Regions from separate parts of the Homo sapiens genome. Here all the other regions are linked to region 1. Evidence: chromatin contacts called from ENCODE Hi-C or POLR2A ChIA-PET data. All regions are on one chromosome and are shown on one strand. The core of a region is the stretch at or near the end of the contact, and the rest is flanking DNA. Distances in the headings are between cores, read along the strand shown.

Region 1 (4,097 bases), core at 1,327-3,826:
TGATTATACAACGCTTAGAACACCTACACAGGCAAAAAGCATATGATGATCAGTCCTGAGGTCACATTAAGCAATGCTGACAACTCATTACTGGGGATTCGGATTCTTCTAGTCTCATCTAGACATGGATAAATAATTGGCAATAAATATTATGGGATGGAAAAGACCTCTTATGGTCTAAAGAAAAGCTTCACAGGCTATTAAAAATACTATGATTAAAACGCATACTGGTCCTGGATGGCAAATTTACTTCCCAACTTGTGAAACTAAAGTAGGTGGCTCATGTTCCACCAAATATAAACAGCCCATTTAATACTCGTTAAAAAATATTAAACTATAATACTTTACACAATGCTATAAACGAGAAAAACACCCTACAGAAGTTGTTTTTCAACTTTTGACACTCAGCTTCACAGGATTATTTTACAGGAATACACATGTGTCGAGCTGAATCAACACGCTATTTTGTATTCAATGGAATATTTTCTACTTTTTAAAAAATTCGGATCACCACCCACTAAAGTGACTTCATGACCCTATAACTCAGGACCTACAGTTTGAAACACTAGTTTGGCGCTCTTAACACTCGGTAATTCCCATATGAGTAGTTATTATACTATCTTAGCTATTAAAAGTACACAATGTCTTGTGTGCTGCTCTCTAAACCAAGATATGTCTAGTTAATGATAACAGGAATAAAATGACCTTAAGATATAAACGTTTGAGACTAACTTGTTTAATACTTATTTCTTCACTGTGTAAAACTGAACGCAGTTACACATTTTCGTTTTAGAAATGGTTTTGTTTCACTCCACTTTTCACACTTGCAAGATTCTTAAGTGTCTCAAGTTCAACAGAGCTTCAATTTAAGTGAGGGGAACCCACAGCCTGTCTACACATAAAAATACTCTCTTGCTGTCACTGCAATGTAACTATTCAAAAAAGTTAACTTTTCCCCTCACACTGTAATTGCACCTAAGTGATAAATTTTAAAATGCTATATAATACCACTGAATTTACAGGACGTCAAGAAATTTGTCTATTCTCAAAGTTGAAGTTTCAAAGTAAACTTTTAACAAATATGTATAATGAATCAAACATTCTCACAAAACCCAAAGTAACTTCCAAGTTTTTACTTCCCTAACTACACATACTTCCCGAATATACAGTAAATAAAACCAGACCCCGCCAAACACCAAAAGAATTCTGGATATAAACAATTATTTCCTAAACTACACATAAATTTGGAATTTGACATTCAATGTTCTTATACTTCAGGCCAACAGAAATAAATGCAAAGGAATGCCACATGATGCTTTAACTTTAGGAACTGTATGCCAAGAAAGCAGTATTATCAATGAAGTTAAAAAGCAAAACTCAACCAGTCTCCTGATTTACCTCAAAATTTTAACATTCACTGTCTTCCCTGCCTTTTTCCTGTCTGCCCGCCCTCTCGTTAGTCAATTTTTTAAAAACCGGTAAGTTGAAGAATACATACCATTACCTCTGACACAGAATCTACTGTAAAAAGTTGAAAGACCGAAGGGCATTACTGGCCAAGGACATACAGGTTACCACATTCCTCACACTAGAGCCCGCCCGGGAAGTTTATTAGCAAGCCTTCTGAGAGGCACTCGGTTCCAAGAGTTTGCAGCGTCGACTCAAAAGGCCAGCGCTGTTTCCGGTGACACCGAGTCGCAAATCTCCAAGCCCCGTCCCCCGGGATACGATTTCCTCCCGCTCCCGCGTTCCCCTCCCCCTCGCCAAGGACGGCTGCCGCAGCGGACCTCCAGCCGCAGCAGCTGCTTCAGGAAGGGAGGCTGCACTTGGCCGCGGGGAGCAGGGGCATGCAGCCAGCCACGACTCTCCCGCCCTCCCCGCCCGCGCCTTCCCGCCCTGTCCCCCCGCCCCTCGCACTTCCTACCTTCCCTCCTTCATCCCAACCCCCAAGGCCAAGGTCTCCCCGGCCCACAAACTTGATAGCGGAAGTGACGTCAGAGGCACCTGGCGGCGCCTACAACCAGTCACGCCACAGTCAGAGGCGGCGCCGGCCAACAGGCGCCGGCCGGAAGGCGGGCCTTCCGCCCGCCCCAAGTTTGATTGAAGCGGGGGGAAGGGCGGGGTAAGGAATGTGAAGAATGACCCCCCCTCCCCCGCCCTGTCGGTGAGGAGCTGGGCGGGAAGCGGAGGGGGTTGGAGCCGGCCCCGCGGCGGCCACGCGGCACCCCTCCCCCGTGCCCCGAGCGCCCGCGACTTCCGCTAGCAGCCCGCCGGCCCCCCGGGGCCACCCGCCCGCTGGAGGGGGCAGGCCGCCCCACCAGTCCCAGCCCGCGTTAGCCGGACAGGCGCGGGCCGGCGCACGGCTCTCCCATTCTGCCCACCCGCTGCCGCGAGTCTCCGCGAAATAAAATGGCGACGGACCCGCGCTCGCTGCCGCGTCCGCCATACCCACCTCGCGCTCGCGGAGAGGGCCGTCGCGGCCGTGGGAATGCCCCGGCCCTCGCGCCCGTCGCTGCCGGGAGAGCACCGCGCCAGGACCCGGATGGAGGCGCGGGCGGGCGCCGCCGCGGCGGCCTGAGGGAAAGCAGCGCGGTCGCCGGGAGGCCGATGCAGGGGCGGGCGCCGCGGAAAGCGCGCAAGCCCATTGGTGAAGCCGTCTGATTGAAGTGCGCGTCGCTCTTTCGCCTTGGCCTAGCTGAGCTCGTCCGTCCCCTCACTGGAGGGCGGCGGCTGGGCCCGCCTCGCGCGGGGTGGCCACCGTGGGGGAGGCGGGTCTGGCCCGCCCACCAATACCATCTCCTTCTTTCCTAGTGGAGGGCTGAGAGAGTGGCGGGGGTGGTGTCCTCCAGGCCCTGCCCTTTGCGCGTGATGGGCTGGCTGTGTCACGTGGCCGCTGAACGCGCTGCCCGCGGGGCGGGGCGGCTGCTTTGCTCCCTCAGGCTCCTGGGGGCAATTTACACGTGCGCGACCCGGAAGGTCCGAACGCTGTCCAGCGTGCAGCCTCTGGCTCTTTTCCGTCAACTGACCCTGTTCCCTCCAGGAGGCCTTGGCCAGGCCTCCTGGAGTTCTGTGCCTCAGTTTGCTCATCTGTCAAATGGAGGAGTTGTGTCCGCCCAACCTTTTACTTTTATTCCTTGACGTTTTGGGGTCTGAGGGTTTTTTTGTTGTTTGTTTTTTCGAGACACGGTCTCTCGCTCTTTCTCCAGGGCTGGAGTGCAGTGGCGTGGGTCACGGCTCACTGTAGCCTCGACATCCGGACTCTAGAGATCCTCCCACCTCAGCCTCCCTGAGCTTTTTTTTGTTATCTTTTCCAACCCATGTTTTGAAGATTTTTGTCTTCAAATGTTTTTCAAAGCAATCCTTGATTTTGTTGTTTTAAAATTAATCCAAAGCCCAGTTCCTCCATCCCCATTACAACTTTCACATGCTAGGACTCTGAAATCACTAGTTAAGGTGTCGTTTGAGGTCTCTGCCAGTTTTAAGATTTTATGGCTGGGAACCGCAAGACCTGGGCTGTAGCTCTGCTTTTTGTAATTCATTGTGACTTTGTGCAACACTTTTAAAAAAGTGGGTCCTTGTCTGTAATAGAACTATGGGAAATAGTACTTGACATGCTGTACGTTTACATTTATGATCTTAGGTGGTGGTATCAGCTCCCCTTTTAGCACTCATATTAGTGTATGCAATAAGTGCCAAAGGAGTTTGTTTCGTTTTGTTTTTAATGGGGACTTTATTTTGTGAGCTAAAGTGAACAAGAAACTAGAGGGGGGGAAACTTGAGCTTAAGCCATGGGTAGGATTTGGGGAGGACTTCTTGAGGTTAGAAGATATATTGAGAAAGGAGAGAGCAGGCCCCAGAGCTAGATCGAGTACAGTTCAGGGGAAGAGTGTGGTTATGCTGCAGGGGATGTGGAACTCTTCAAGGGCAGAAACTGTTTTGTTCCTGTCTATGCCAAGTACCTAGCACAGCAGTAGGGTAGGATTAAATGATATCTAATAATGATGAAGTAGGCTGAGGTGGGAAGAAAGCATTAGCAAATAAACCAGGATATTGTTGGATATCAGAGTTAAGAGGTACTGTGAGCCTCAATTAGAGGT
Region 2 (3,811 bases), core at 769-3,268, 4.1 Mb before region 1:
CGCGTGTATGTAATCCCAGCTACTCGGGAGGCTGAGGCAGGAGAATGGGAATTGGAGAGCATGCCACTGCACTCCAGCTTGGGCGACAGAGCGAGACTCTGTATCAAAAAAAAAAAAAAAAAAAAAAATTAAAAAAAAAGAAAAGAAAAGAAACTGGCTGGGTGCGGTGGCAGGAGAATCGCTTGAATCCGGGAGGCGGAGGTCACGGTGAGCCGAGATCGCGCCATTGCACTCCAGCCTGCGCAACAAGAGCGAAACTCTGTCTCGAAAAGAAAAGAAATATTTTGTCCCACATTCTGTACTAAGAGCTTCACACATATTATTTTATTTAATTATCAAAACAACTCTAAGGGTAGACAGGTGTAGATCCAGGTTTTGTGGGGACTGGAATTAAACAGCATTAAGGGCCTTCTGATTTTTAAAAAATTACAAAATTATGAACACAAAATTAGGTATGACGATGGTTATTTAGAATGAGAAAATAAATTGTAAATTATAACAAATGAAGAGCTCTCTGGCATTTAGGAGAAATGCTCCCTGGTTGCAACTCCCCACCTGTTAGACTACAAATCCCAGCGACCCATGCAAGTGAACATAAATTTCATTAGCTTCACCGTAAAGTTGTCTGGCGGCGGGTCGGGGGTGGGTAGGAAGAAGTGTTATCTCCATTTTTAGGTTGAGCAAATCACTCAGTATTGCAGAGTGGGAATCTGAAAATTATGCAAATAGACTCTAGAGCCCTCGCCTTTACCCCCACCCTGCTTCTTGTCAATATCACTGAGTGTGCATGAGGGTCTCGTTAACGACGGCTGAGGGGGAGACGATGAAGTAAGAGGAAAGGCTGAACAAAGGGCAAGAGAAAGGCAGAAAGAAGCTCCTAAAGAAAGCTGGACGCAATTGGGCTCCGCAACCCTAATGGAGAAATGCGCCTTAGGAGGGAAGGGGAGAAGTTTAAGGGGAAACAGGTAAAATGAGGCAGAAGTTGAGCAAGTTAGTCAAACCCTAAATTCTTTTACTTATTTACAAAACAGCCTGGCGCGGTGGCTCTCGCCTGTAATTCCAGCACTTTAGGAGGCCGAGGCAGGAGAATCGCTTGAGGCCAGGAGTTCAAGACCCCCCTCTCTGCAAAAAACAATTTAAAAATTAGCCGGGTGTGGTGGTGCGCAGTTGCGGTCTCAGCTACTCGGGAGACTGAGGCGGGAGGATGGCTTGAGACCGGGAGGCGGAGACTGCAGTGAGCTCTGATCGCGCCACTGCACTCCAGCCTGGGTGACAGAGCCAGACCGTCTCTAAAAATAATAATAGCAATAACAAAATAAAAATAAATGTACTGCACCCAACTATGACCCAGGAGTGGCATGGGTTTCCGCAGCGCAGCGGCCGCGCCTGGGCGCCCCAAGCAACACAACCAGCGCTGTCAGGAGGCGAATAGGAGCCAGGACAGAGAGCTGGGGAGGCCACTGCTGTCAGGCGAGGGATAAGAAGGCCGTCCGCGGCGTCACTGACGGGGCTGAAGGAACACCAGGAGAAGAGTGGCAGACAGCTCCGGAGCCGCGCTGCCCGGGCGACGCCGGAAGATGGGCCTCCCAGCGGTCTTCCTTTCAGCCAATGGCCGCGAGATGCGCCGTCCGAGGGTGCCCCGCGCGGCACAGGGAGGGAACAAGCAGCCCATCGGGTGCAAGAAAGCACTATCTTTCTAGGTGACTATGCGAACTACCAGGGAAGTGTAGCTAGGGACAGGCTTCTCTGCCCGCGGTTAACCTAACTCAGTGCCACCACGCCTTTAACCTGAAGCCAGGGAGCACGGCTGCCCTCAGTAAAGATGGCTGACTGGCGCGGAGAAAAAGCCGGAAGCAGCTGGGCTTTGCAGGGAGCCGACTGAGCGCTGCGGGGGCGTGGCCTGGCGGTGGAGGGGCGTGGCCAGCCGCCGTAACCTGGGTTTGCGATCTTTGAGGCGCGCGCACCGCACCCGGTCCCGACTCTGTGGCTTCCTGGGGGCGGGTTCGCCGTCGGCCCCGCCCCCGCCCAGGTGTCTCCCTTTGGGAAGCTGCCCGCCGAGTCTCCGAGATTTGTCCCTGGTGGTCCCGCGGACCCCTCGTCCCTCCGCAGTCTCCGGCTGGCAGCGATGGAGGGCGCTGGGGAGAACGCCCCGGAGTCCAGCTCCTCTGCCCCTGGGTCCGAAGAGTCTGCCAGGGATCCACAGGTGCCGCCTCCGGAGGAAGAATCGGGGGACTGCGCCCGGTCCCTGGAGGCGGTCCCCAAGAAACTCTGTGGGTATTTAAGTAAGTTCGGCGGCAAAGGGCCCATCCGGGGCTGGAAATCCCGCTGGTTCTTCTACGACGAAAGGAAATGTCAGCTGTATTACTCGCGGACCGCTCAGGATGCCAATCCCTTGGACAGCATCGACCTCTCCAGTGCAGTGTTTGACTGTAAGGCGGACGCTGAGGAGGGGATCTTCGAAATCAAGACTCCCAGCCGGGTTATTACCCTGAAGGTAAATTCCTGCAACGACTTTCTCCTTTCCAGCGGCGTGAGGTCCCCTTTTCGCAGGGCAAGGCTGGGCGCGAGTGTGAGGTGGACACAGTAAATTTGGAGTGTCGGTGACGACAGTTCCAAGAACTTTGTGCTTTGCAAAGTGCATTCCCACCCATTTCCTCATTGGGTTCCCACAAGGCAGGGAAGACAGACCCATTTTACGGATCAAGAAACTGAGTCAGAGGGAGATGAAAGGACTGGCTCGAGGTCCATGCGTCTAGAGAGTAGGGTAGCTTGGAATCCCATAGTCTTTCTACCTCTCAGTGCTGAATCAAAACTTTTACTTTTGGGTGTGCCTGACAGTGCAGTTACCTTAACTTTCTTACCTGGGACCTAAGTAAGTCAAAATATGGTCTTTGCAATCCTCTCTCAAGGCCAGGATTCTGATTCCCGTTTCTTGATATTTTGGCCAAGGTCAGTGAATGCTGAGAAGAGACTGGCAGGGATTAGGAAAATAAACACTTAGGTTTCACTGATCAGCCTAGATTGTTCATCTAGGCATGCTTAAACCTGTTTTCCTATCAGCAGCAAGGGGTAGGTTTTATCATCATGTGTAACTGAGAAAGCCTAAAGCAGTAGAAAGGCCACATTCTTTGAAATCAGACGGGCTTGGATTCAAATTGTACATTTGCTACTTACTAGCTGTGTGACCCTGGACAAGTTACTTAACCTCTCAGAACCTAGGTGGTTTGTAAGCATTTGACACATCACAGGCATGTACAAATTGTTGAATTAATTGCATCACCTAGAATACAGCCTGGTACCTAGTGGAGTACTTAATAATTTTTTGTTGCATAAGCACACATGCACACACAAGGTGATGGAACCAAGGTCAGAGTGCTAATGTCAAGAGGAGGTGTCCCATAACTTAATTGGAAAGACAGATCTGGGCTAAGTGTTCTATGGGCATCAGAGAAGAATGTGCCAGGAGATAGCCTTCCCCACCCCATCCCCATCTGTCCACCCCTCCAACCCCAACTCCAGCTAAGTGGGTATCTGTGGATGCCCACGTGTTCAGTTCTCCTTTACTGACTGGACTTGGCGGGTGACCAGGCTGGGGGACTTGGTTAAAATAATGAAACTCAGGAATCCCTGGCCAGGGAAGGCATTTTCGAGGTCATGTGGTTCCCGGGTCTATGTGTCTCTTCCACAGGTTGACTGCTGTATGCAGGGTCTTCAACACATGGTCTTTATAATAGTATTCCATTGTTCCTGGCTCTGCGCTTGGCGGGGTGTGGAGCTAATGCACCCCCACCCCTGGTTCTCTGACAGCTTA
Region 3 (4,188 bases), core at 623-3,122, 3.2 Mb before region 1:
TAGATTATATTGCACAGAGAACTTAAAAGAGGGGTTCTGCAAGGAGTTTAAAATCTCTTGATGCACAATACAATAGTTCATTCAGCCATGTTCAACCTGTACACTTAAAAGGGCATTAGCAGGGGATTACACTTCATTTTCAATCTACAGAGACTGAAATCTGAAGGCACTGCCAACTGCTGCCTCACAGTCTCACCGTGCAACTACCAAAGACGGAGGCTGTGTGCCACCAAAGGGCCCTGGATTGGGGCACAGGAGATGTGAGTGCTAATCCAGCTGGCCCCAGGGGCAATTCCCTATACCCAGAACAGTACTTTGCACGTAACTGATGCTCAATGAATGTCAGCTGAGAGGAAATGCAAAAATATCCACCATGTGCCCATTTATATTATATAGTAAACACAAAGATCTTTGTGTCCCTGCCCTCAAAAAACTAAAATCCAATTATGTAAAACATGGACCGTTTGTTGGGAGGAAGAGAGTGAATACTGCTTGGCAATTATTATGAGGCAAAGGATATACAGTGGTTATCTTGGAAAAGCCTTGCAAAGTAAGCCAGGTACCTCTATTTGACACATAGAAAACCAGGCTAAGAGAAAGCATGTAATTTGTTCAAGATCACACAATTTGTAAAATGAGAAGCCCAGATTTCAATCCAGGTCTGCAAAGTTCACATTATTTGCAGTATGCAACACATTCATACACATCAAGGCAGCCCAGGACGAGACAGGGATTTGGGTCCAAGTTTTACTTCTGCTATTAAGCTGTTGCCTATCTCTCTAGAGAGAACATTTCTCTGCATTTTTTTCACCGGCACGATTGGAGAGCAGAGAGGTGTTGGTAGGAGGGTTAATGAACTAGATCTGTGGTTTTTTGGTTTGGTTTGGTTTGGATGGGCGGTGATCAGAATTCTTCTGGGCCAGGACTTGTTCTAATGTGGTTGTTTCCCTTCCCTGCTCTTAGAAATTATTTGAGAATGGTACCTTTAGCTATTAATGGAAATATACCTCTCAAGTGAATGGGAGCAGAAAGATATGCCGGCTCCAAGCTCCCTCCTAGCAAGCTGAAGCTGAGAGTCTGACCCTGCTGAGGGGATGCTACTGAAAGTTGAGAGACAACTTACTCACGGATCCATGTTTCCCTCCCAGCTGGGTGCTCTGTACCCACTGGGTGCTCCTCGTTTGAGAGAAATGGGGATGTGTGTCCTGCATTACTTAAGCGGCCTGCCTGGGGCTCGTCTCCAGATTATAGAGACCTTCAAGAGAAGTTCGTGGTGTAAAATACTTGGGTTCAAATAGGGGAGCGCGGACATCCCTCGCTGGGGGCGGCGGCTGCGGCCTGTCGCGCCGGTAGCGGGAACCACTTCCTGGTCCGCATCTCCCGCCCGCGTCCACACCCCGCTGCTGCATTTCCCCCACGGCGCAGAGCTTCCGAGGCGGCAGGAGGCTCCGTCCGACTCCCGCGTGAACGCCCGGCCCGGAGCAGGGTCCCTTCAGAGATTTAAAACACAACGCTCTGGAACTCCAACTCCCCCGGCGCCCAGCCCGGTTCCCAGGCGTCGGGGCGGGGGCAATCCCCTGCGGCTGCAGGGAAAAGGCCCCGAGCCTGTTGGAGCCCCCGGCCCTGGCCGCGGTCCCACCGGTGACCCAGGTGCGCCGCGCCCGCCCGAAATCTCGTCCGACGTCGCCCGGCACCTGTCGCGCCCGGAGCCCGCAGGACCTGCACTCACCTCGTTCCGGGGGCCCACGGCCCGTCCCCGCGTCTCTGGGCCCAGCTCCTGCCGCCGTCTCCGCCAGGGGCCCCGCCGCGGCCGCCGCCCACTTTCGGTTTCCCCGCACCACCGGAGCCGCCCCGCGGCTTGGGAATCACCTCAAGCCCCCGCCCCGCCCTGCTCGGCCCCGCCCCGCTTCGCCCCGCCCCGCTTCGAGGGCAGCCTGGCCTCGGCTCTGCGCACGCGCGGGCGCTCCGGCCGCGTCGGCCCACGCCGGCGTCCGCGCGTGGGAAGGGAAACCGTCGCCACCTAGCGGTTTCTGCGCGTGCCCACGCACCGGCCGGCGGCGGAAGACGCCTGCGGGGCGGGTGCGGGAGCGCCTCCTGGTGGACAACGCAGGTACGCGCGGGCCGAGCGAGCCGGGACTCAGCAGGGGGCGAGGGTGGCTCCTTCTATGGGGCTCACCCTCCTTCCAAACAGTTCAACTCCTGCACATTATTTTCTTCAACATCTGGAGCAGTTACTTTTTATTGCCCTAGACACACACTCTGTCCGCCCATATCCTTCAGGCCTTTCTCAAGCATTACCCTTTCAATGACGGTGGACACAGTCTCTAACATGTCAACCTCCTTCCTTGACTTTCCCTATCCCCATTCTCAACCTTATTTCTCCTTAGCACCTATCTAGCACACTATATGTATTTTACTTATGCTTTTATTGTCTGCTATCCTTCTAAAATTAAAGCTCTGTGAGCACAAGGATTTTTGTTTGGTTCCTTAACCTATTCCCAGAGCCTAGGATAGTGCCTAGCACACGATCAGCAATAAATATCTGTCAAATTTATTCATTCACTCTAAAGTTATTGAACACCTAATAAGTGAATACTTATTTATTCTGCACATTAATTCCACCAACACTTATTGGCACCTGCTTTGCATCCCTGCAGCCAACATTGAACACTTCTCTGCACCATTGGATATGCATTTACTGAGAACCTGCTGCTTATTCAACCGGTATTTTATTACAGCTTGACTGCCATGTATAAGACATACAATAAACTGAACGTTTAAAATGTACAGCTTGATAAATTATGCATTTACTGAGAACCTGCTGCTTATTCAACCGGTATTTTATTACAGCTTGACTGCCATGTATAAGACATACAATAAACTGAACGTTTAAAATGTACAGCTTGATAAATTATGCATTTACTGAGAACCTGCTGCTTATTCAACCGGTATTTTATTACAGCTTGACTGCCATGTATAAGACATACAATAAACTGAATGTTTAAAATGTACAGTTTGATAAGTTTTGATATATATATATCACTGTGAGACCATCACTGCAATCAAAATCATGAACATATCCATCACCCAAAAAAGTTTTACTGTGATCCTTTGTAATTCTTATATCTTGTCCCTCCCTGTCACTTGCCCCCTCAACTGCTCACCTGCTTTCTGTTGCTATAGATTATTTTGCTTTTTCTAGAGTTATATGTAAAACTTTTATGTATGGAATCGTATGTACTATCCTTTGGGGGGCTGCCTGGCTTCTTTTATTTAGCAAATTATGTTCATCCATGTTGTTACATGTATCAATAGTTCATGTCTTTCTATTGCTGAATGGTATTGTAGGGATGTACCAAACCTACCACGCAACCCAGCAATTCTGCTCCTGGGTATTTACCCAGGAGAAATGAAAGCAGATGTCCACACAAAAACCTGTACAAGAGTGCTCATGGCAGTTGTGTTGGCCGTAGCCCCACATGGAAAGAATACAAACATCCGTCAGAAGGTGAATGGACAATCAACTAATATATATTGAACACCTGCTGTTAAATAACAAATTTTCATGGATAAGCCTGTGCTTATAGAGCTTTTGATTCAGTGAAAAGATGCAGTAGGCAATACAAAGAAAAATTGGAAGTAAATCTGGAAAACCTGATATCCAGCTCTCAGACACTTGGATGTTTCCCCAAAGGCGGTAGGGAATTGTTCAGAGTTTTTGAACAGGGCTTTTCTTTGAACACTGTTCTCTTTCATATCCTAGATCTGGTCCCTGACTAAGTTTGCCTAAATGTCTCTCTCTGGAATTTCTCTGCATCTCCTTTGCTCTATTTCAGTCTATTTCAGATGTCTTTCTGTTCTTTCCCTTCCAGTCTACTCCAAACATTGCAGTGGATTTTTAATAGACTTTGCTATGGTCTGAATGTTTGTGTCCCTACAAAATTCATGTTGAAACCTAATCCCCATTCTTGCGGTGTTGAGAGGTGGGACCTTTGAGAAGTCATGATGGCTTCGTCCTTGTGAATAGAATTAGTGCCCTTAGGGGCTTAAGGGAGCCTTCTGCCCCTTCCACTGTGTAAGGATTCAGCAAGAAGGTGCCATCTTTGAAGAGGAGAGCAAGTCCTCACAGGATGCCAAATCTGCTGGCACCTTGATCTTAGACTTCCAAACCTCCAGAACTGTAAGAAA
Region 4 (4,266 bases), core at 1,374-3,873, 3.5 Mb before region 1:
ACTCCCAGCACATCCAAGAATGCAATTAACTGATAAGATACTGTGGCAAGCTATATCCACAGTCCCCAAGAATTCATCTGTTTGATAACGCCCAAAGCCCTGCATCTATAACCTTGTAATAGTCTTAAAGCCCCTGCATCTGGAACTGTTTACTTTCCTGTAACCATTTATCCTTTTAACTTTTTGACTACTTAACTTCTGTAAAATTGTTTTAACTAGACGACCCCCCCTTTCTAAACCAAGGTATAAAAGTTAATCAAGCCCCTTCCTCGGGGCCGAGAGAATTTTGAGCGTTAGCCGTCTCTCGGTCGCCGGCTAATAAAGGACTCTTAATTCATCTCAAAGTGTGGCGTTTTTTTAACTCGCTCGGGTACAACACTTTTACTTCCTCTTCGTGGTTCTTCTTCATGAAGAGCAGCTCCTCCTTGAGAGCTTCGATCTCTGTCTCCAGCTGCAGCCGAGTGACACTGGTGTCATCAGTGACCTCCGGAGCCCATGGATGTGGCTCTCCACAGACTGGCGCATGGCCAGCTCTGTCTCATACTTGACTCTAAAGTCATCAGCAGCAAGACCAGCATTGTCAATCTGCAGAACAATGCAGGCATTGTCCACAGTATTTGTGAAGATCTGAGTCCTCAGGCCCTCAATGGTCTTGAAGTAATGGCTCATCTCTGACCTGGGGTCCCTTCTTCTACAGGTGCTCCTGGATTTTACTCTCCAGCTTCCAGTTCTTGGCCTCCAGGCTCCTCATTCTGTCCAGGTAGGAGGCCAGGCAGTTGTTCAGGTTTTGCACGGTCTCCTTCTTGTTCTGGATGCCTCTCATTCCTGCCAGACCCCTGGCCATCCCCGCGGCCAGGCCCCCGGAACCCATGCTGCTCAGGTAGCTGGTGGAGCGGGACATGGAGATCCGGGAACCAGAGCCCCCGTGCCTGTACAGACGCTGGCTATGCTGCTGACCAGCCGGACACCGTAGCTGGGTGCCTGGACAGAACCCAGGGACCGGTAGTTGGTGGAGAAGGTGGAGCGAGTGGTGAAGCTTATGCTGTCCAGGGAGGAGAGTGAGAGGACAGGACTCAGGCTTTGCCGACGACTTTAATTTTTTTTTGAGACAAGATGTTATTGTGTTGCCCAGGCTGGAGTGTAGTGGTGCCATCACAGCTCACTGCAGCCTTGACCTCCTGAGATGGGTTCTTGTTACATTGCCCAGGTTGGTCTTGAACTCCTGGTCTCAAGCAATCCTCCTGTGTTGGCCTCCCAAAGGGCTGGGATTACAGACATGAGCCACTGCACCTTGCCAATTATTATTATTTTTTAATAGTGACAGGGTCTCACTGTGTTGCCTCAGCTTGTCTTGAACTCATGACCTCAAGTCATCCTCCTGCCTTGGCCTCCCAAACTGTTGAGATTACAGGTGTGAACCACTGTGCCCAGCCTAGTTTTTAATTTTAATGAAGTCCAGCTTTTTTTCTTTTGTTGCTTGTGCTTTTGATGTTATGGAATTTGAAATAGTTTCACCTGGGCAAGATTGATGGGTAGGGAGAAAGAAGGATCTGAGGGGAAGGGAGATGGGGATGGCTTGAGATTCTATCTCCAATTCAACCTAAGATTTCAGCAGGTAACTGCTTTATACGAGGTTTTGCAGCTTTATGTATATATGACCGATAAATTAGAACACTGAATTGTGTTTCTGAAAGGTTAACCATTGAACATTAGTGGGAAACATCAGTGTGTGAGGTTGTCTTTCTAAAAGCCAGTCCTAAATGGTACATGTAGTAATTAGAAGTTAATGTTTTCTGGTTTCAATTAAGCATTATTTGTAACAAAGGGAAAGCATACATTTTTGGGAAAGCCTGCTATGTTTCTTTTGTTACACTAGCCACACTTTTGGGAAGTCAGGATATTTGGCCCAGATCCAAACCCACTGTCTACCTGGCAGTAGCTCATCCTCACTGAAGGAATATTCCATGGGAAAGATAGCCAACCTTATGCATATCAGCCTTGGAGCAAGTCCTGCATTTGCCTGAGGTCACACAGCAAGTTAACTGGGAGTTTCAACCCAGGTCTTCTCATTTTAAATCTAAGGCTGTGTCTCTAGGCCGTGTATCCAACATAAAATCAGGACTATCATCTGTTGGGCTCTATGACTGGCACTACTACTACTCACTGTTACCATTTTTTGAGGTCTTCTACGTGCCAGGTTATTGTCCTGGCAATCTAATCCTCCCAAAGACTCGGTAAATGGTTCCATAATTATCCTCATTTTACCACTGAAGAAACTGAACTCTGGTTAAATAACTTGCCCAAGGTCACACAGACTTTAACTGTCAAGAGCTCAGACTTAACCCAGGCCTGACTCCAAAGCCTATACTCTGAATCACCAAGCGAGACCTATTTTAAAGGTGACCAGGTCGTGAGATATGATCTCAGCACGGACCCTTCTCCCGGATGACAAGAGAGCAGGTAGTTAGGCGGGTACTCCGTGTCCGCGCATACCCAGACTCCGCCCAGCGCCCGGGCAGGCCACCCCGAGCCCCTTAACTGCGCAGGCGCTCTCACTCAGAAAGGCCGCTGGGTGCGGGGAGCGCAGAGGCGGTGCAGGGCGGCTGGCTCGCCTCGGCGTGCAGTGCGCGTGCGTGGAGCTGGGAGCTAGGTCCTCGGAGTGGGCCAGAGATGGCGGCGGCCGACGGGGCTTTGCCGGAGGCGGCGGCTTTAGAGCAACCCGCGGAGCTGCCTGCCTCGGTGCGGGCGAGTATCGAGCGGAAGCGGCAGCGGGCACTGATGCTGCGCCAGGCCCGGCTGGCTGCCCGGCCCTACTCGGCGACGGCGGCTGCGGCTACTGGAGGTTTGGGCCGCGTCCGCGCTTTCCCCTTCCCTCTCCCCGCCTCCCCGGTCCCCAGACTGGCTCGTGCAAGCCGAGTCCCGGGGCCCGGGGGTCGCGTCAACTCCGCTGGCGTATGTGTGCAGATTCTCCCCGAGTCGGAGAGGGAATCCGCCCAGCCAGCCGCCTTGTCAAAGCGTCCTGTCCACGACCACAGAGCGTTCCTCTGTCGCACGCGGGCCTCCTGACCCCCAGCCCCGGGCCTTCTTCGCTGCACCTCGGCTGCTGGCAGCTTCGATTTTTCGTTTAGGGATGCAGCCGCCCCGGCCGGGAGGTGTCAGCCACTGCCAGGTGTCAGGGCCTCAGCTGTCCCGGAAAGAGGAGTTAGACTAGTTCTTGATTCTGGCCTCTATACCTAGAACTAGTTGATGGAAGAGGCAGATCTTGGTGTTTGTTAGGGAGAGCTTTCAACAATTAGAGTTGCCAAAAGTGCAATGGATTGCTTCTCATGAGCTTCCCGTTACTAGAAGCGCTCAAATAGGAACTGGAAGAACGCTTACTTATGTGGAGGAGAGGAGATTCAGCAATCAGAATCTCCTACTCAGCAATCAGAAGAAGGGACTGGATAGTAAACCTTTAAGATTCTAATCCATAGATTCCATGAGTCTATTTCTTGGACATGTGACCTCTGCGATTTCTTGGCAAAAACTAGTTGCTCAAAACGTGTTTATTGATTGAAGTAAATTAAGGACTGATCTCTCATTGCAGATTATTCTCTTATAGAATTTGCCACTGGGGTCAACTAATAATCTTTAACAGGATACTTAAAATATAGTTTGGTTGACAGGCAGTTCTTCAGGGCTGCCTCTATAACATGAAGTACATGTGTTCCTAAAGCTCTATACTGCCCTTTGTCGAGCACAGTTTAGAGCTGTATTACTCTTTTTTATCAGCCAGATGTAGTGAGAGTGAGAAGAGTCTGAGGCTGGCAGCATGTCTTGATGTTCATACTAACACCGAAACTGCAAATTCCAGCTACTTTTGATGGTACTGGTCTCATCCTTTCTACTTTATAGTGGTTACCTTTTATTCCTTTCTAAACTTGAGGCACGCTAGAGTCAGACAGAAAGTTCATTTGCACTGATTAATTCATAGTCATGATTCCATAAAGGTTTCCAGGTCTACGACATGGCTGTGGAACGGAAGGTGCAAAATAGCAAAAACTGACATTAAATTAAACTTTTGATCATGGAAAGCAAGGTAGAATGAACATTCTTTAAGATTTCTTAGGCAGTTCCCCAAGAACTGAACTGTATTGTAGCATTGTGTACAACCCACCATGTTTCAAGAGTTAGGTAAGTGCTGAGATTTTTATCTTTGTGACACTTTTATTTCATGGTACTATACAATTTTCTTTTTCTCTGTGTGCCATGACATATGCCATGAAA
Region 5 (3,861 bases), core at 1,168-3,667, 3.8 Mb before region 1:
ATAACATAGAGGGAAGGTACTCACCCAAAGTCACATCTGACTTCCTCAGTGCTTTTTTTTCTTCTTTGGAATGTGCTTCTGTCTCAATTTCACCTGCCAGAGTGGGCCAAAATTAGAGGAAAAAAAAGAGTAAACTGAAGTCTCAAGTTCTAACAGCGTTGCATTAAGATGGACCTTAAGAGATTTGCATACGTACAGTGCACAGGAGCACAAAGATGAGATGGGGAAGGAGAGGGAAAGAGGAATGCAGTACATTAGAGGAAGCAGAATTTCTCTCTCCACCTCTCGGGACCCTTTCTGCTTGCCCTCTTACATCACTCCCTGCATTCACACACCACTTCTGCTTTCTCACCATTCTTGTTTAAACATCACTGTGCATCTAAAATTCTTCTGGCGTTCTTCTTGGCTTAGAACCTTTAGGTGACAGAATTAAAGTTTTGCAAGAATCCTTCTAGCTTGACTTTGTGCTGCCCTCCTCTCATGTTAGGTTAGAAACCCATGAACCATATGATATTATAGCCAAAATGATGTGTGGGACGGTTCAAAGCTTTAGTTGATTCTCAAAGGGGTCCTTCACCCAAATGAGAGGTTAAGAATCACTCTACTGAGAAGTGTTTCTCAAAGTAGTACAAGCTGAAGACTACATAATTATTTAGGTCATTTCTTTAAGGCAGATTTCTAGGTCTTACATCTGGAGGAGAGGTTAAGTCTTATAAACTGCAAATAATCACATATAATTCCAGACAAGATAATAAGAACTTCAAATCATAGACTAAAAAATGTGCTGCATATTTAAGTTCCCGTTTTCAGTCAAGAGAAATTTTACCTATAAAAGAAGTAGCAATCTATTTCCCTAGTATATTCAAATCAGCTTTGCATTTCAGTACTTGTCACACTTGGTAATTACATATTTTTTTGTGTGATTAACAACGTCTACCATGCCCTCCAGGAGGGCAAATATCTCTTTAAATCTAGTCTTTCCACAGATAAAGCGGGACTATCATTTTTAGCAACACCACCATCTAGTGGCAAGCGCAGTAATTCTGGCCCAGTTTTATAAACACACACATACACACACACGCGCGCGCGCTATATATATATAAAACAATGATTTTCAAACTTGTTTCTCCAGCTGCACAGAGCTGTCCCTCCTAAAAAAAATGGCAGCCTTTTCCAAGTTGTCCTGTAAAAATGACCTGCCAAAAGACACTATATGAATTTGATCAGTTTTATCTTATTTTTTAAACCACAATCTTTAATTATTTGGCTCCTCCTGCTGGTTATTTTCTACCAGAAATCAATGACAAATGGACAGACATGGAAACATCTTTTCATGGTTGTTAGACTTTTCAATCTGTGACTCATATGCTTTTGAATATTTTATACTGCAGATGTTAACAGATAAAAAGATAAAAGATTTTAAAATTTCTCCCAGAAAGAGAATTATATACAGAGAAACTTACTAAAGGTGAGAGACAGCATTACAAGTGGGTAAAAGATAGGCTATCATTGCAAGGACAACTGGTCATTGCATGGGATTAAATGATTCTTGTTAGCTCTTAGCTTCTCAGAGCTGTCCAGAAACGACAATAATCCCCACAATGCACATGGCATGTTGACTCTTATAATTCCATTCTCACTTCAGTTCCGGTAAGGTGTGGAGCACAAGAAACAGTTCCCACTCCTTAACCCCTAGCACATAGTAGGGCTCCTTTATAACATCCACCACACTTGAAATAAGACTTATTTGGGGTTGTTTCTGACAAAGCATAACTTATATTATGGAAAAATTTCCCACCACCCAGGGATAATTTTTTTTTTTTTTTTTTTTTTTTTTTTTTTTTTTTTTTTGATACGAGGTCTCGCTCTGTCACCCAGGCTGGAGTGCAGTGGCGCGATCACGGTTCACTGCAGCCTCAAACTCCTGGGCTCAAGCGATCCTCCCGCCTCAATCTCCTGGGTAGCTGGGACCACAGGTGCCTGAGAATTCTTAACATTTCTTAACGTCCAGTCCTTCCGCTCTGTGTTAATTACATATACACATCCCTTAAAAATTAGGGTCATACTGGACGTATAGGTTACTTAATAATGTTTCGAGAGAGACATAGTTGCGAGTTCTTCATGGAGGTGTGTTCCCTCTCAAAAAGCGCGGGAAGCCGGAGTCGCATTCTACCCTAGGAGGGCGGGCAACTGTAGCAGCTGTGTGTAAGATAAACGAGATTGGGGTCCCGGAGGGGCACACGCCCGGGATAGGGTTCGAAGCCCCATGGAGAACTCAAAGCTTCCCTCAACGCCACCCTGCGCGCGCACATTCTCCTGGGTTCGCGGGACCTCGCCGGCGAGGCCACTGCGCATGCGTCAGGCATGGAGAGCGGAAGCGGAAGGTTGAATGCGTCGGGTGGGCACCTCAGCAACCAGTAGCCATGCGCGGCTTGGAGGAGTCGGGGCCTCGGCCTACAGCGACCCCGTGCGGCTGCGTTAAGCCGGCTCTGGAGACAGGTAACTTCCAACACCGGCGGTGCCACACTCTGGAGAGGTTTAGGCCCAGGCAGCGGACTTCGTTGCCGAGAGGGGTGTAAAACGCACGATCTGGAACTGACGTGCGTCATTCTTTTACCTACGGCGAAGGCACGGGTCACGTGCTGCGGAGACCACGTGATGTGCTTTGGCGAGCGGGATGACGTCATCTGGCTTGTTCCGCTTTGTTATAAGACTTGTACTGTCTGCGTAGTCTTGGCTCAGTAGCTGGAGCAGCTACGTGCAGCGTAGGGGCTTTTCTCTTAGGGGTTTCCTTGCCATAGCGTATGGGAGATGGTGTTAGGCGGGTTAGGAATTAATAAATGCCATAGAGAGGCATCCTGCGCTGTAGGAATGAGGACAGAGAAGGGGGAAAGTTTCTGGGGGAGAAAATAGTTTTAAATTGGGCCTAGAAAGACAAGGCATGAATTTGTTTCTCTTTACTCACACGTTTTCATAGAGGAATATATTAGCTTTAGAAACTGGAAAGCAAATGGAAGAAAATTAAAATAACCTGCCAGAGAAAGCCATTGTCAATATCTTGGTGTCTACCTTCCACGCTTGTTTCTTTGCATACACACTTGGAAAGTGAGGTACTATACGACCTGTTTAGTAACGTTAAAATAATTTAAAAAAAAATCTTAACAGGGCAGTTAATGTTAATTATAACACTTTGGGCCGGGCGCAGCGGCTCATGCCTGTAATCCCAGCACTTTGGGAGGCCGAGGTGGGCGGATCACGAGGTCAGGAGATCGAGACCATCCTGGCTAACACGGTGAAACCTCGTCTCTACTAAAAAATACAAAAAAATCAGCCGGGCGTGGTGGTGGGCTCCTGTAGTCCCAGCTACTCGGGAGGCTGAGGCAGGAGAATGGCATGAACCCGGGAGGCGGGCTTGCAGTGAGCCGAGATCGCGCCACTGCACTCCGGCCTGGGCGACAGAGCGAGACTCCGTCTCAAAAAAAAAAAAAAAAAATTAACACTTTGTTTTGTTATTATTAATTTTTGTAGAGGCAAGCTCTCACCGTGTTGCCCAGGCTGGTCTCAAACTCCTGGGCTTAAGCAATCCACCTGCCTTAGCCTCCCAAAGTTTTGGGATTACAGGCATGAGCCACTGCAACCAGCCTAACGCTTTGTTTTAGATATGTGCTCTAATTTAACCAGCTTCCTGTTACTGAGCATTTAAGTTATTGCCAGTTTGCATTGTTCTAAAAGAAAGCTCTTGAAGCCGAAATGTTTGTGTACATTCTAAAGTTTGAACTTTGTTAAATTTCTTGGAAGTGCTATTACCTGGCCAAATGTGCTTATTTAAAAAAAATTGTTGCACACTGCCGATTACAGGTC

What was found. A loop is a pair of places that touch in the nucleus more often than their neighbours do. ChIA-PET counts read pairs that join two places held with the same protein, here RNA polymerase II (POLR2A). Pooled maps may share reads with other maps.
Region 2: a map of naive thymus-derived CD4-positive, alpha-beta T cell shows a loop between it and region 1 (18-fold over the local background). The contact joins the promoter of TBC1D2 here to the promoter of MIRLET7A1HG in region 1. A Hi-C loop is called at or near these places in 3 of 168 maps with a recorded cell type or tissue (CD4-positive, alpha-beta memory T cell and naive thymus-derived CD4-positive, alpha-beta T cell), 1 of 37 single-sample maps with no recorded cell type and 11 of 50 pooled maps.
Region 3: a map of naive thymus-derived CD4-positive, alpha-beta T cell shows a loop between it and region 1 (10-fold over the local background). The contact joins the promoter of TDRD7 here to the promoter of MIRLET7A1HG in region 1. A Hi-C loop is called at or near these places in 1 of 168 maps with a recorded cell type or tissue (naive thymus-derived CD4-positive, alpha-beta T cell), 1 of 37 single-sample maps with no recorded cell type and 11 of 50 pooled maps.
Region 4: a map with no recorded cell type shows a loop between it and region 1 (19-fold over the local background). The contact joins the promoter of XPA here to the promoter of MIRLET7A1HG in region 1. A Hi-C loop is called at or near these places in 2 of 37 single-sample maps with no recorded cell type and 9 of 50 pooled maps. POLR2A ChIA-PET finds 5 or more read pairs at or near these places in 1 of 52 experiments (activated CD4-positive, alpha-beta T cell).
Region 5: a loop to region 1 is called in a pooled map, with 19 times the contacts of the local background. The contact joins the promoter of TRMO here to the promoter of MIRLET7A1HG in region 1. A Hi-C loop is called at or near these places in 3 of 37 single-sample maps with no recorded cell type and 10 of 50 pooled maps.

Annotation. Positions count from the first base shown.
Region 1 is chr9:94,164,737-94,168,833 of GRCh38, reverse strand. It overlaps MIRLET7A1HG (miRlet-7a-1/let-7f-1/let-7d cluster host gene), which reads right to left and starts at 2,576. Exons shown (of 5, transcript NR_170278.1): 1 at 2,453-2,576. RefSeq lists silencers at 1,852-1,921, 2,152-2,951 and an enhancer at 2,647-3,211.
Region 2 is chr9:98,253,856-98,257,666 of GRCh38, reverse strand. It overlaps TBC1D2 (TBC1 domain family member 2), which reads left to right and starts at 2,018. Exons shown (of 13, transcript NM_001267571.2): 1 at 2,018-2,494. The coding sequence starts at 2,126. RefSeq lists an enhancer at 1,294-1,783 and a silencer at 1,954-2,003.
Region 3 is chr9:97,409,780-97,413,967 of GRCh38, reverse strand. TDRD7 (tudor domain containing 7) reads right to left here and starts at 1,872. Exons shown (of 17, transcript NM_014290.3): 1 at 1,730-1,872. RefSeq lists enhancers at 1,026-1,285, 890-1,389, 1,390-1,891 and silencers at 1,227-1,521, 1,606-1,815, 1,836-2,185.
Region 4 is chr9:97,695,697-97,699,962 of GRCh38, reverse strand. XPA (XPA, DNA damage recognition and repair factor) reads left to right here and starts at 2,623. Exons shown (of 6, transcript NM_000380.4): 1 at 2,623-2,842. The coding sequence starts at 2,671. It overlaps PTCSC2 (papillary thyroid carcinoma susceptibility candidate 2), which reads left to right. Exons shown (of 11, transcript NR_147055.1): 11 at 1-338. It also overlaps the pseudogene KRT18P13. RefSeq lists a silencer at 2,462-2,561 and enhancers at 3,112-3,161, 3,172-3,231.
Region 5 is chr9:97,921,056-97,924,916 of GRCh38, reverse strand. TRMO (tRNA methyltransferase O) reads left to right here and starts at 2,417. Exons shown (of 5, transcript NM_016481.5): 1 at 2,417-2,499. The coding sequence starts at 2,424. RefSeq lists an enhancer at 2,365-2,814.